2 separate regions of the Homo sapiens genome follow, and region 2 is linked to region 1. Evidence: read pairs that join two places in POLR2A ChIA-PET (ENCODE). Cell type or tissue: PC-3. All regions are shown on one strand. Links, peaks and the distances in the headings refer to the core of each region. The heading gives the core; the rest is flanking DNA.

Region 1 (2,924 bases), core at 207-2,706:
TTGGCTAGGAAAGGGAATTCCCTGACCCCTTGCACTTCCTGGGTGAAGTGATGCCTCGCCCTGCTTCGGCTCATGCTCAGTGCGCTGCACCCACTGTTCTGCACCCACTGTCCGACAATCCCCAGTGAGATGAACCCAGTACCTCAGTTGGAAATGCAGAAATCATTCATATTCTGCATTGCTCATGCTGGGAGCTGTAGACTGGAGCTGTTCCTGTTCGGCCATCTTGGAACTGCCCCCCCTTTTAACTTTTATTCCTTGAAATCTCTTGGACATTCTCTAGTGAACCTCCTACCACAACTGGCTTTTGAATCCTGTATTAGTCTGCTAGGGCTGCCATGAAAAAATACTGTAGACTGAGAGGCTTAAACAACAGAAATTTATTTTCTCATAGTTCTAGAGGCTGGAGATCCAAGAACAAGGCACTGGCAGTCTTGGTTTCTCCTGCAGCCTCTCTCCTTGGCTTACAGATGGCTCTGGCCCCACTATGCGTTCTCATGCCCTTTCCTCTGTGCACCTGCATTTCTGTCTCTCTTCCTCTTAAAAAAAAAAAAATGGGCAGCCTCCTGAGGTTGAGTAGGCTCAGAGAGACTTCCTCTTTGACTCTTCTTATGAGAATACAAGTCCTGTTAGATTAGGGCCCTACCGTTACAACTTCATTTAAGCTTAAATGCCTTTGCAAAGATCCTGTCTCCAAATACAGTCACATTGGGAGTTAGGGATTCAGCATATGAATCTGAGGCACTGGGGGAAACAATTCAGCCTATAACGAATGCTTCAATAGTTTAGCCTCAAGGCCATAAAGCATTTTCTAGAAATACTCGCAGAGACATGACTGACAAGCACGATCATAAATCATGTCTAAGCCCCCAGAATTATAGAATGTGAGAGCCAGAAGAGACCCTAGAGGTCTATTTCAGTGCCATTATTTTTCAGTTATTGAAACTTGGGCCCAAGATGGGGAAGCAGCTTGTGTGAGGACTACCTCGCATCCGTCCATATTGGAACCCAGAACTTCTCATGTGGTGCAGGGCTTATTCAACTGCAGTGCTGCTGCTAATTCAAATCTGATTTTATATATAATATCATCCTTGCTTTTTCCCCATCTTAAATTTCACCAATGAATTCATTCACACTTGAGAAGATTAGATTCAGCTCAGTCCAAGCACTTAACTTGGAAATGCATTGTTTCATTTATTCCTCCTTGTAGCCCTGTGTGGAAGACTGTATCATTTTATAGATAAGGACACCTGAGAGTTTAAGTGACTTGCTCAAGTTTCCCCAACTAGTGAGAGACAAAGCCTGATGTGGACATGGATTTGAAGACTCATGCGTGATTAATTGAATGGCTCATGTGTTTGCTCACTTTGAAGGCTGATTCATTAGCTTCTTTCCCTATCCCCATTATGACTTACGACTGCAAGTTCAACAACAGGTGGTGAAAGAGGACAACTACAGACCTTCACAGGGCCTTGGAAAAGGATTCCTTTATTGTTCTGCAAAAAGGATCACTGGGGAAAGCCAAGAGTTCCTACTTAGCAGGACTAGGGTCACTTTAGGCAGGAGGGCTAGAGAATATTTTATAACAAAAACACTTTACAGTGACTGTAAAAACACAAACCTGTTCATGATTTTAAAAAACATAAACAGTATAGAAAAGTACAAAGAGTAAATTATCTCGTCTTCCTGGCTCATCCCCAGTTGCATTCTCCAGAGATAACTGTTGTTCTGTGTCTATTCAGACACATTTTAAAAAATATATGTAAGCACTTGCATAATGTATGTAAATTATACTTTAGGGTAATACTATAACTATTGCTCTGAAATTTACTTTTAAAAAATCTCTTAACAGTATGTCTTTGACATGTTTTCATGTAAATATATGTACTTCCATTTCATCCTTCTTTTTTTGTTCTTCTTTTTTTTTTTTTTTTTCCAGTCAGGATCTCACTCTGTCTCCCAGGCTGGAGTGTGGTGGAGTGTAGTAGTGCAATCTTGCCTTACCGCAGCCTCGACTGCCTGGGCTTAAGCGATCCTCTCACTTCAGCCTCCCCAGTAGCCAGGACTGCAGGCATGCGACACCACTCTCTGCTAGCTTTTGTGGGTTTTTTTTTGTCTTTTTTTTTTTGTAGAAACGGGGTTTGGCCATGTTGCCCAGGCTGGTCTTGAACTCCTGGGCTCAAGTAATCTGCCCACCTTGGCCTCTCAAAGTTCATTCTTTTTAATGATGGAAAAATATTTCAGGCTGGACGCGGTGGCTCACACCTGTAATCCCAGCACTGTAGGAAGCCAAGGCGGGTGCATCACTTGATGTCAGGAGTTTGAGACCAGCCTGGCCAACATGGTGAAACCATGTCTTTACTAAAAAAACAAAAATTAGCTGAGCATTGTGGCGGGCACCTGTAATCCCAACTACTCAGGAGGCTGAAGCAGGAGAATTGCTTGAACCTGGGAGGTGGAGCGCCACTGCACTCCAGCCTGGGCAACACGGCGAGACTTGTCTCAAAAAAAAAAAAAATGATAAAAACATTTCATTGTAGGGATATACAATAATTTTAAATTAAATCATTCCCGTAATAGGCTGAGTAATGGCCCCCAAATGTCTACACTGTCTACATCATAATCCCTGGAACCTGTACATGTTACCCTATTTAAAGAAATGATCTTTACAGATGTGTTTAAGAATTTTGAGGCTGGGCGCAGTGGCTCATGCCTGTAATCCCAGCACTTTGGGAGGCTGAGGTGGGCGGATCACCTGAGGTCAGGAGTTTGAGATCAGCCTGGCCAACATGGAGAAACCCTGTCTCTACTAAAAATACAAAATTAGCCAGGGTGGTCGCGGGCACCTGTAATCCCAGCTACTCGGGAGGCTGAGGCAGGAGAATCGCTTGAACTCGGGAGATGGAGGTTGCAGTGAGCTGAGA
Region 2 (2,924 bases), core at 95-2,594, 160 kb before region 1:
GGAGTTCAAGATCAGCCTTGGTAACATGGTGAGACCCTGGTTTCACAAAATATTCAGAAATTAGCTGGGTGTGGTGGCTCATGCCTGAAGTCCCAGCTATTGGAAGAAGCTGAGGCAGGAGGAATGCTTCAGCCCAGGAGTTGGAGGCTGCAGTGGGCTAGGATCGAGCCACTGCAGTCCAGCCTGGGCAACAGAGGGAAACCCTGACTAAAAAGAAAGAAAAAGAGCAGTGCTGAAAGTGTTTCGCTACTGTTATTTTAACTTACAATTTTAAAAACTAGGTGTTGATATATTAGGGAAAATTGGGTGAAGGGTACCTTTGCAATTTACTATGAATCCGTAATTATTTCAAAGTAAAAAGTTAAACATGCAGTTATTAAAAATAACTGATATAAAAGATTGTCAAGATGTCATGTTAAGTAAAAAAAGCAAGATGTGTAACAATGCATCAAGTAAGCTCAATTTTATGTAGAGAAATGGGGAAGGGAATGAGAATATATATATTTTGCTTATGTGTGTGAAATGAAATTCTAGAAGAGATTGTTAAAAACTAATAACTACTTGGGAAGCAGGCTTTATTTTTGAACCAAATGACTGTGTTACCTATTGAAAAATTATTTAAAAATAAGACTAGTAACAAAAATGCAAATAACACTTCCATCATAGCATAAAAGCATTTCCATTTGTAACGAGTCAAATAACACCAATTTGACAAATAACAGGGTGCATTGAGTTCAACAGTAAAGTACTTTCCAGTGGCACTATTTCACTCACAATGTGTACAATTCAGACAAGTTTAATTCCTAAGTCTTTGAGGGGGAGCTGAAGAACCACTCCTTCAGGTTTCAGACAGACAGGTTTCAGGAGGTTACAAGTAGCATATGGCCTTATCTAAGATCTAGTGACATTTCTAACTTAAAGCTTTTGAAATGAGGAAGACATCTTAAGGACATCACCACCTGGTGAAGACTTCTCTGATGTTAAGCACATGTTATAAGTCCTGGAACTTGCTGGCATTAGTCCTAGAGAAAGAAGGATGAGGCTGAGCATGGTGGCTCATGCCTATAATCCCAGCACTTTGGGAGGCCGAGGCGGATGGATCACGAGATCAGGGGTTTGAGACCAGCCTGGCCAACATGGTGAAACCCCGTCTCTACTAAAAATACAAAAATTAGCCGGGTGTGGTGGCATGCACCTGTAATCCCAGCTACTCTGGAGGCTGAGGTAGGAGAATCACTTGAACCTGGGAGGCGGAGGTTGCAGTGAGCCTAGACTATGCCATTGCACTCCAGCCTGGGTGACAGAGTAAGACTCTGTCTCAAAAAAAAAAAAAAAAATAGAGTGAGAGGGAGAAAGAAGGACTATTGGATATACAAATTTGGATTTAGCCAGAGTTATCCTGGGTAGGGAAGAGTCAGACAGACATACCCATAGGCACGCCCACACTCATATATAGCCTCCTGTGTCCAAAAAAGTGATGGCAAAACAGACACTGTGATGCTGTAGTGACCAAGGGATTAAAATTTCCCTAATCTCTTGATGTTTCTGCAAGTTCAATTTTTAAATTCCTGAAACATCTATTTTTTTTCATGTCTGATAATAAGCAGATGTTGTGACAAGTTTGATTGGGGGCACATCTCATACATGAGCATGAAAACTGAATCATCACACTTATCAACCACAAAAGGATCTCCTCAAACATCTTTTTAGCAATGTATGAAGTGAAGTTATGCTAGCTGCTATAACAAGTAACTCCTATGTCTCAGTGGCATAATACAATAATTTTTGTACCTATCAATCACAGACCAATGTGATTGGGGGGTACTTTCTCCATATTGTCTTGTAGAATCCTGGCTGAAAAGGGGGTCCATCATCTTCAATGTATGGCTTCCAGAACATACTGGAAATTGATATACAACCAGCACGCACAGAAGAAATAATAAAGAACCAGACAGAACACATGAAAGTGGCACTTTTCTCTCCCTATGCCATTGACTAGAACTCAATCATGTGATGCCACCTAACTGCTGGGGAGGTTGGGAAATGTAATTTAACTGTGTATCTACAAAAAAAAAAAAAAGAAAAGAAAAAATAATTTAGTGAACACATGGCATTGTTTCTGCCACAAGCAGATATCGCCATGATCATTTAATTTTTCTCCTTTAATATGTTGATTTCCTGCTCTTTACGGACCTTAACAGCAATCCTATGAGGTAGGCTGCACAGATATTATTCCCACTTACGAATGAGAAAAATGAACCTCAAAGAGAAGTTAGCTGACTTGGCTAAACAACATGGATATTAAATGTTAAGCAGGAGCTAGAACAAGTCTTCCCACAGTACCAGGCCTGCTGTCTCCCATCCTACCAAAGGTAACATCACTTGCTTCAGTAACTTGAATCAATCACAGCTTCAGTAAATTAGATTATCCACACAGATTCTTCATAAAGCGTATTTCCTCAAAAACGTTCACCATCAACTTAGTTTATATGCAGTCATAAAAAGCTATAAAGACCATGTGATTAAATTTTAATGGAAATACATTATGGAGAATAACATAAAATTGAATGCACATAATTAAATCGGGACAAATTTCAGCCTTTTCTTCAAAAATTGCCTCCTTTTTCTCTCTTCTGTAACTCCTATCAGATGTATGTTCAAGTCCTATTCTATCTTCCACTTAATCTTTAAATTCTCAAATATTTTCTTTGCTACTTTAATATCCTCAGATCTATTTTCCAGTTTGCCAATTCCATCTGCAGCTCTGTCAAATCTAGTCTTTAATCTTTCCATCTGCCTATTTTTAAACTTCAAATGATTATATTCATTCCTAAATGTTTGAATAGGTTCCTTTTCAAATCTGCCTGGCTGGGTTCTTTTTTTTTTTCCTCCCATACAATTTATTTTTTAATCCTTCTTTTATG

What was found. ChIA-PET counts read pairs that join two places held together with the same protein. Peaks named below come from ENCODE experiments on the same cell type or tissue, not always from the same donor. Only the 100,000 strongest peaks of a DNase experiment are listed, where the experiment ranks them.
Region 2: POLR2A ChIA-PET joins it to region 1 with 5 read pairs; 3 of 35 experiments call an interaction of 5 or more read pairs at or near these places.

What each region holds. Positions count from the first base shown.
Region 1 is chr3:32,007,772-32,010,695 of GRCh38, reverse strand. It overlaps a transcript of OSBPL10 not described here. Among named protein-coding and RNA genes, the nearest start is that of ZNF860, 27 kb to the right of the region's middle. In PC-3, for the core only: no CTCF peak of the experiment used is centred there; a DNase peak (open chromatin) is centred at 1,345; H3K27ac peaks cover 327 bases.
Region 2 is chr3:32,171,422-32,174,345 of GRCh38, reverse strand. LOC124906367 (small nucleolar RNA U13) reads right to left here and starts at 1,690; the gene lies at 1,591-1,690. In PC-3, for the core only: no CTCF peak of the experiment used is centred there; no DNase peak of the experiment used is centred there.